2 separate regions of the Homo sapiens genome follow, and region 2 is linked to region 1. The links are chromatin contacts, found by Hi-C or POLR2A ChIA-PET in ENCODE. All regions are on one chromosome and are shown on one strand. The core of a region is the stretch at or near the end of the contact, and the rest is flanking DNA. Distances in the headings are between cores, read along the strand shown. Region 1 holds the start of PIMREG (PICALM interacting mitotic regulator). Region 2 overlaps PITPNM3 (PITPNM family member 3).

The links. Hi-C counts contacts between places; a loop is a spot of excess contacts on that map. ChIA-PET counts read pairs that join two places held with the same protein, here RNA polymerase II (POLR2A). Pooled maps may share reads with other maps.
Region 2: a pooled map shows a loop between it and region 1 (2.5-fold over the local background). The contact joins the enhancer-like site here to the promoter of PIMREG in region 1. A Hi-C loop is called at or near these places in 2 of 168 maps with a recorded cell type or tissue (HepG2 and PC-9) and 3 of 50 pooled maps. POLR2A ChIA-PET finds 5 or more read pairs at or near these places in 6 of 52 experiments (H1, RWPE1, WTC11 and 2 more).

Annotation. Positions count from the first base shown.
Region 1 is chr17:6,441,506-6,445,781 of GRCh38, reverse strand. PIMREG (PICALM interacting mitotic regulator) reads right to left here and starts at 1,327. Exons shown (of 6, transcript NM_019013.3): 1 at 1,294-1,327; 2 at 378-706. The coding sequence starts at 671. All of the region lies in intron 2 of LOC107985017 (a long non-coding RNA gene), which reads left to right. RefSeq lists silencers at 1,078-1,305, 1,388-1,637, 1,868-2,017 and an enhancer at 1,369-1,947.
Region 2 is chr17:6,493,946-6,498,310 of GRCh38, reverse strand. All of the region lies in intron 4 of PITPNM3 (PITPNM family member 3), which reads left to right. Among named protein-coding and RNA genes, the nearest start is that of PIMREG, 52 kb to the right of the region's middle. RefSeq lists an enhancer at 1-758. Within about 2 kb of position 1,475, at least 5 of the 41 ENCODE cell types and tissues checked have a DNase peak (open chromatin) inside an H3K27ac peak, as active enhancers do.

The sequences.
Region 1 (4,276 bases), core at 78-2,577:
CCTAAATACCCCTTGACCTTTGCTTCCCTGGGTGAACTCTGGAATCACCTCCTCTGGGAAGCCTTCACCGACTAAGCTTGCATTTGGTGAGCCTCACTATTGGTCACTTGCTTTGCAATTTCCTATCACGTACAGCTCTTATCACCTGGTATTGTGAGCATCTGTTTCCTCCAAGACATGCTTTCATTCACTCATTCAACTATTTGTTGAGCACCTATATGTGCCAGGAACTATCTGGGGTGGTGGGGAAACAGCAGTGAACTAACCAACGTCCCTGTTTTCATGAAGTCTATATTCTTGAGGCTCTTTGAGGGCAGGAACTGCCTGGCACCAAGGAAACACTCCATAAAAAAGATGATTAGTGTTGTCAGTATTACCTGGGACACGGCACCCAAAGCACTCTTAGCTGAGCGAGCTGCAGCCTGGAGGCCCTGCTGACCTGGCTCTGGGGTTTCCAGGCGTTTCCAGGAGGGCCCTGCGCGGAGGTTGAGGTTGACGGCTCTCAGGGGCAGCCTCCTTTGGAACTGTCTGCACAGGGACCCCAGGGCCCCTACAGAGGTCTCCTGATGGCTGACCACAGGCTGCAGCTCCTTGCTGTCCTCCAGCTGCTCCTGGTGCTGGAGAGATCTCCGGCGCACGGAGGTCCCCATGTTCTGCCACCGAGAAGCCATCTGCCTGGCCAAGAGTCTTCTCTGTCCACTAGACCCTGGGGAGGAGGGCGAAAGGCAGATCAGCAAGGCATTCCCCATACCCATTCCCAGGCCCCACAGAGACCCTGGACACAGGGGAAGAGACGGGATGCAGCGGGGTGGCGGGGGCGGGCGAGTTGGTAAGTGTGGGTGCAGGAAGGAGGATGCTTCCTGGAAGAGGGGCCTCGGGTCAGCAGCATTTCTGATGTCCCGCCCTTCAAGTTTCCAAAACAGCTGTCTTTTCATCCCAACCTCCTTCCTCTCTCTGGCTCAGGCGAGGAGGGGAGGCAGGGTCAAGACACGCCGTAGCCGAGCTTCAGCGCTGGGCCCAGGACACGATCACCATCTTCTTCACCAGCTCGCCCAGACCAAACGCGCACCCGCCCAGACCCCGGCCTTCCCACCAGACGCCCCGATTTCGATCCGACTTCTTGTGGTACCCAGACGACCCCACAGGCCGTGCGTGTCCGAACCTGATGCCCTCCCCTGTGAACAGAACCTGATGCCCTCCCCTCCGAACAAAAAAATTGTTTTGAGTCCAGATCGCGCCATTGCACTCCAGCCTGGGCAACAAGGGCGAAACTTGTGCCCAGCCCGCACTCACCCGACACCACTAAGGCCGAGCACAGCCGCAGCACAGCTGCTCCTCGCCCACCGCAGCCGATTTGAAACTCTGCGCGGCTCCGCCCCCGGCCCCGTCCTCACAGCTGATTGGTTCCGTCCCCGCCCCCGCCACCGCCACCGCCCCGGGGATCCGATTGGCTCCCTCTCTCGCGGCTGCAAATGCTGCGCTTGGATTGGCCCGGCCGTGCCCATTCATCGCTCCGGCCCCCGCCCCGCCGCCAGCCTCGTGGCTCCGGGCTTTGTATCCTGCGTCCCGCTCGCGCCACTGCCCTTGCTAGCCCAGCCCCCGCGCATCGCACACCGGGTCCCCTCCCTGGAGCGCGCACAGGGTTCAGGCTGCTCTGACCCATGGGGTGGAGGCGGAGGTCCTGGGACCTAGGCCTCCTGGCTCAGGCCCCAGGCCCCAGGCCCGGCAGCGGGCAGAGACCCCTCTCATCCTGCCAAGGGGTCTGGCTTTTCCTTCTTGCTCAGTGGTTTTGTCAGAAGGAGCCAGGGACTGGCAGTGCAGAGCCCTGGGTTCCCAGAGACGTTTTCTTTCAAATTTCCCTCCTGACCCTCCCTTCCTGTGACAAGACACTGTCCCTCTCTGAGTTCCCCATACTCGCCATCCACGCTCCGCCCTCCCTAGAAAACGCGTCCCGGAAGCGGGGATAGACCAGAGTACCGGTCTGCCCTCCACCCGTCTACACCGGCTCCCCGCCCCCGCCTTGCCCCACGCATCCCTCCCTCTCTCCAGCGGAATGCCTGCCTCTCTTCTCCTTAGCATCCAAACAAATGCAGCCATTATAAAGCTCTCTCCAGCTCATCTTTCTCCTTTCGGTGACCTCAGAGCAGTGCTGCCCACTCCCCCGGCTGGTTTCTTTGTTACTTCTCCGCACAAGAGCCTGAGATGATGGCTTCTTGAGACTCTGTCTTCAGCCCTCTCCGTTTCTGGGTGGTCTCACCCACTCCTTTGGCCTCAGTGATTTCCAAGGAAAGGATGATGATAATGATTAACGTGTATATGGCACTTAGTATGCACAGGTACCGGTGTTGCAGTTTATTAACTTACTTGATCCTCTGCTATGGTTTGAATGTGTCCCTCAAATTTCACATGTTGGAAATGTAATGCCCAAATTCATATATCGGTGGCATTTTTTGTTTGTTTTTGAGACGGAATTTCACTCTTGTTGCCCAGGCTGGAGTGCAATGGCATGATCTCGGCTCACTGCAACCTCCGCCTCCCAGGTTCAAGCGATTCTCCTGCCTCAGCCTCCCTAGTAGCTGGGATTACAGGTGCCTGCCACCACGCCTAGCTAATTTTTTGTATTTTTAGTAGAGATGGGGTTTCACTATGTTGGCCAGGCTGGTCTCGAACTCCTGACCTTAGGCAATCCACCCGCCTCAGCCTCCCAAACTGCTGGGATTACAGACGTGAGCCACCGTTCCTGGCTATCGGTGGCATTTTTTAAGACATATAAATTGTTATTTATTCAAATTATAGAATATTATACAGCACTGAAAAATAAGCAAATTGTAGCCAGATGGTGTAACTTAAGTCAATCTCAGAAATATGTTAGATTAAAAAAAAGCAATATGCAGACAAACATAAAGTATGACACTGTATAAATTCAAACGCAAAAAAGCTCAACAATATGGTTTAGGAATATGCACATACATTTGTGGACAAAGCTATTATGGAAAGCAAAGGAATTGAAACACCAAAATAAAATAAGTCGTCGTTTTTGGAAGGGTGGCAGGAGAAGAGGATGTAATGAGGAAAGGGCTCAAAGGACTTCAAAGATAATGTTCCATTTTGTAGGCTGGGTGGTGGCCACATGGATGTTTACTTTCTTCTTTTTTATTTTTTTTCTTTTAGACAGGATCTTGCTCTGTTGTCCAGGCTGAGGTGCAGTGGTACAATCATAGCTCACTGCAGTCTCAACCTCCTGGGCTCAAGCAGTCCTCCTGCCTTGACCTCCCAGAGTGCTGGGATTACAAGCGTGAGCCACCTTGCCTAGTCTTTATTATTCTTTAAACCATATATGTAAGTAATTTTATACGTATCACTTTATAAATGCGTGTGTATACACATACCTGTACATATATTATTTTCTAAGTATGAGCTACTTTGTAATTTTCTTTAAAATTTTTTTTAAAATTGACAAGTAATAATTAAACATTTATGGGGCACATAGTGATGTTTTGATACATATAATGTAGAGTGATCAGATCTGGGTAATTGGCATATTCATCATCTCAAACATTATCGTTTTTCTGTGTTGGTAAGAGTCAATATCTTCCTTCTAGTTATTCGAAACTATATATTATTGTTCACTCTAGTCATTCCACAGTGCTATAGAATACTAAGCTTATTACTCCTATTTAGCTGTAACTTTGTGTCTTTTAACAAATCTCTCCTATTCCTTCCTTGCACCTACCATTCCCAACGTCCAGTATGTTGATGAGGTGAGGCCTTTGGGAGGTAATTAGCATTAGATAAGATCAAACAGATGGGGCCCCCATGATGGTACTGGTGGCTTTAAAAGAAGGGGAAGAGAGACCCGAGCTGACAGGCACGCTTTTGCCCTCTCACCATGCGATGCCTTCTGCCATGTTACAACACAGCAAGAAGGCCCTTACCAGATGCCAACCAGATGCCAGTGCTATGCTCTTGAACTTCCCATCCTCCAGACCATGAGCTAAGTGTCTTTTCTTTATAAATTATGCAGTCTGTGGTATTCAGATATAACAACAGAAAACGGACTGACATCTTCATTGTACCTACACTTGATGAGGAAGCTGAGAATACAGAATTTGGTAGGGCCCAAATTTCACTCAGTTAGTCTACACCAGGGCCAAGGGTTCAAACTTCATCAGTCTAGGGCTAGGGTCCCTGTGCCTAACCACCACACCACACTGCCTTCCTCAGCCCCTAACACCTCCACCCCCAGCTTGAGCCTCTCATCTGACATGTATAGCCA
Region 2 (4,365 bases), core at 226-2,725, 52 kb before region 1:
TTTTCTTGTGGGCTAATTGGGAAGCCTGAGCATACCATCCATCTCTGCGGAGGAGACAGAAGCAGTTCCTCTGCAGCAAATGGTGGGAAGGACCAGGGTCCCTCTGGACCCCGCACTGTTGGCCTCTGCCCTTGTGGCTCCATTCATGGCTGCTGGGCTCACACGTGCTGAATCCAGCAAGCCCGGCTCACCCCTCCTGCTGCAATATGCCACCACCATAGAAGAGGCAAAGGGTAGAGCTGTTGTCTCAAAGGGGCAGTAACTCCCCTTCCTCTGCCCACGCCCCCATCCAGGAACGTCCGGTGGGAGGAGGCATGACATTCTCCCAGGAGACCTGCGGCTGCCTCACCCGCTCCATGCCTCTCCCTTCCAGTCTCAGCAGCTCCACGAGGGGCAGGGCTCCGCAGTGCACAGGCTGGGAAAGTGCGAGTTGAGAGGAGCCTCCCTCTGCCCCACCCCCATGCAGGATGGGTTGGGGGGCAGATTCTACAGCAGGAAGACCTGTCTATTGTGGCCCTTGAAGTTGGACCCTGCCTGTGTGGATGACAACAGCCACCTGACACATGTGACCCAAAGCCATGCTGGTCGTCTCATGGCTTTTCCAGAGCCAGCGCCTGGCATCAGCTGCAGGGGTGAGGGCCGCAGGCAGCTGTCCCACGTGCGGGGAGGGTCTTCCCACAGCCACGTCCACACATTAGAGCAGATGCTCTGTGGGGCTGTGAACTTCCTCTTGTCCCCAGAAAAAGACCTGGCAATGGTCCACAGAGTCCCAACCCTAGTCCCAGTCTGACCCTTTATCTTCATCCTCTACTGAGCCTCTCTCCTAGCCACCAACTGAGCCCCAATTTATCCCCAGCTGGGTCCTAACTCCAGCCCCTGGTCCTGGACTGAGCTTGGGTCCTCGGCTCAGATGCAGAGAGATGTAGATGGCTCAGCTCACCTCTCCCCATCGTGGGCATGTGGTTTGACTTCGCACCCCACTGCCTAGGGTCAGTGACCAGAGGAACAGCTCTGAATGCCCTGACCAGCCACCGAAGGGCTTCCCTTCCCACATACCCTCAGCCCCTGGCCTCCCCAGGAAGACCCCCCACCACAGACAGGATGCGTGAAGCCCCTTGCCCACGGCTGGCCTCTCCACTCCTCTGCCTGGTAACTGGTGTCTTTTCCTGGCCTGTGTGGGCAGCTTGCTGAGCACAGCTGCAGACAGGCTATATTTAGCCAGCTTTAATGAGCTCAGGGTGGCAGACGTCCGCCTTGGGAGCACTTTTCTTGCATGTGTGTGTGTGTCTCTGCTTGGCATCGTTCCTTCTCGTTTGTGTGTGTGTGCCCTTGCACTTGTATGTGTGCATTAGCCTCTATGCCAACGCATTGGTGCATTCACTTTCATGAGGATGTGCATTAGCCTCTATGCCAATGCATTGGTGCATTCACTTTCATGAGGATGAGTGTGCGTCTCTGTGCGCATATACAAGTCTATCTACATAGCATCTGGGCTTTGCTGGGGCACGTGCAGCTTCCGACACTTATAGGGGTGCAAAATGGGAACAAATGATTAGTTCATTCACCCATCTGTTTAAAAAATATTTAATGAGCACCTTTATATGCCAACATCATGATAGTCTTTGGGGATAAAATAGAGCAAAATCAAACCCAGTCCCAGCCCTTAAGGATCTTGTCATCTGGGAGACGGAGGAGGGGAAGATAATAATCAAATAGTCATAAAATGAAAAGCGTGAGGATTAACCCCAGGAAAGAGAGGACCGTGGCGCTTTTGTGGAGAGGACAGGAAGAGTGGAAGGCCCCCGGAAGGAAGGAACACTGAGGTTCCTGTGGGAATTATCTGGTCACGGGGCAGTGGAGAGAAGAGCCCAGGCCCGGGGAACATTTGCTGGGACTCTGCAGTGAGAGGGAAAGGGGATGTGCGAAAACTGGCTGAGTTCAGAGAGGGAGGGGCGAGTGTGGGAGAGCGGAGCAGAAGGCGGGGGCTTGGTCAGGATAAGAGAAGCCTGGAGAGGGGTGGTGTGGGAGGAGGTGATGGGATTTGCATAGAGCACTTAGGATCCAGCCCGTGATGCAGTCAGGGTTCTAGCAGGAAACGGAAGGCTCACACAAACCACAGGTGGGAGGAGGGCTTAGCAGAGAGACTTTATTCACAGGTGAGTGAGGCTTTAAGGAAACCAAGAAGGCATCAGCAATACCCTGGGGTTGTTCCCACCCCTGAAGGAGAAGAGCCCAGAGAGGCTCCTGCATGAGCCTTCAGCAGAGACCACCTTACGATGACCCGGCATGGAGGGGGCTCCCTTGCCCCAGTTCTCCTACTGGTGCTTTCCATCGCTACACCCAACCTGTAGCTAGGGGGCCTCGGCCTCGGGCTGAGTCGGGCAGAGATGGGGCACTGAGGCTCTGGAGGGGCAAAGAGAGACCTCACTGCACAGTCTACTTACTTCCACGTGGAAGAATCGCCCTTTCCTTTGTTTTTCTGTAAGCCACTTTGATTTTGACTGTACATTCCCTTGCAGCTGTGCTGGTGAAGGACTCCTCCTCCTCTGTGTGTCCAGGAGCTTCTCTTTCCTCCCTCTCCTGCCATCGCCTCAAAACTCCAGGGGTCTTCCCAGCACTCTGGTGGGGGAAGGGTGCCTGCAGCATGCACACATGTGCAAGGGGTCCTTCGTCCACAGCGGTGAGCACGAGGACCCCAGAACCCAGCCTGGTGGTCCCTTTTGTCCTGGGCTTGCAGCTCCTGGCTGCAAGGGTTCACGCTCTCTGGAGCATGGGATGGCCAGGTCTTCTTATGTTGTTCTCCATCTTCCTGGAGTTGCGAAGGGACCCGTATAGAAGACTCTCTCCTCCACCCAGGGCCAGGGTGTGAGGATCTCTTTTCACCCTGAAGCATTCTCTGTCTCCAAATCCTTTCCTCTTGGGAACAAAAGAGCTTTTGGAAACAAAAGCCAGGAAGCTCTGCCACAAACCTTCCCAGAGGCAAAGGAGCCAGAGCTGGGAGAAGATATAAATTGGTATCTAAAAAAAAACCACCCTGCTACATGCACTTAGAAAAATTCTTATTTTTAATCTGTCTTTTGAGTAGGTAGCACATATACATGGTATAAAATGCCTCCCTCTCCTGTCTTCCAGCGCACACAATTCTCCCTAGAAGAAAAGATTATAACTGGCTTCTTAGATTCCATTTCAGAGATAATCTCTGCATACAAGAGTCTATCCATAAATATGCATTTATATATATTTTTATATCTATACCCTCACACAGATGGGAGCACACAGTTCCTTTCTTTGTGCACCTTGCTTTTCTCAGATGTTGATACTAGATCATGATTGTCTCCTTAGCTCAGTATGCTTAGAGGTGAGTTGTTTTTTGCAATGGGCATGTGCAATTTCACTGTGGTCCAATTTATTTAATCTGTCCCCTACTGGTGGACATATAGGTGCTTCCTGTCTTTTGCTGTTGTAAAAGCAATGTGGCAATGGTTAGCACTGTACATATGTCCTTTTGCACATGGGCTTGGAATTGCTGGGTCAAAGGCATTTTGCATGTTGAATGACATTGCCAAATGGCCCTTCACAGAGGCTATACTGATGTTTACTCTCACCAGCAATGAATGAAGAGATCGTTTTTCCACACCCTGGCCCATAGTGTGTCACAACTGCCAGTCTGACAGGTGGAAAAAAAAAAGTTGTCTTAGGGTAATTTCAATGAGCCTTCCTCTAGTTTAGGGTTCTAAGGTTGAGCACCTTTTTCCTATGTGTGAGAGCCATTCCTAGGCCCTGTGCTGGATGCCGCACACACTTGGCAGGGGTTACTGTGCAGGTGCGCATGGGCTGGAGTGTGCCACTGCATTCCTTTGTGTATGTGCTGTTCCAGGCAGGGCCAGGGTGGACTTGACAGGGGATCATTAGGGGGTCAGGCTAACAGCCTAAGAAGTTCCTGCTATGAGTAGCCTCTTCCCACTCTTTCTTCCCTGCCAAGAGTCTCCCTGAGGAGGCAGGGCTGTGGCGTGAAGGGATTAGTAAGAGCAAAGAGACCATTCCTTTCTTACTCCCCTCCTTCAGGACGATGAAGAGCCCTGACCTGGTGACCTGGGTTCAAGTACCCAGCCCTCCACTTACATCTTGAGAGAAATCACTTTACCTTTCCAATCCTTGGTTTTCTCATCTTTAAGATGGGGAGAGTACTCCTGACCTCACAGGATGAATGTGAAGATTGCCTGAGACACCGGATGAGGACTAGAAACTCAGGACCAGTCTTAGGGCTGTGTTTGTTGCAAAGGAGTCTGTAGGGGAACACCAGGGTTTGGGATTTCATGTCCCTCTAGCATCCCTGTGTCGTGGTGGCAGAGTTTTCTCATGGTT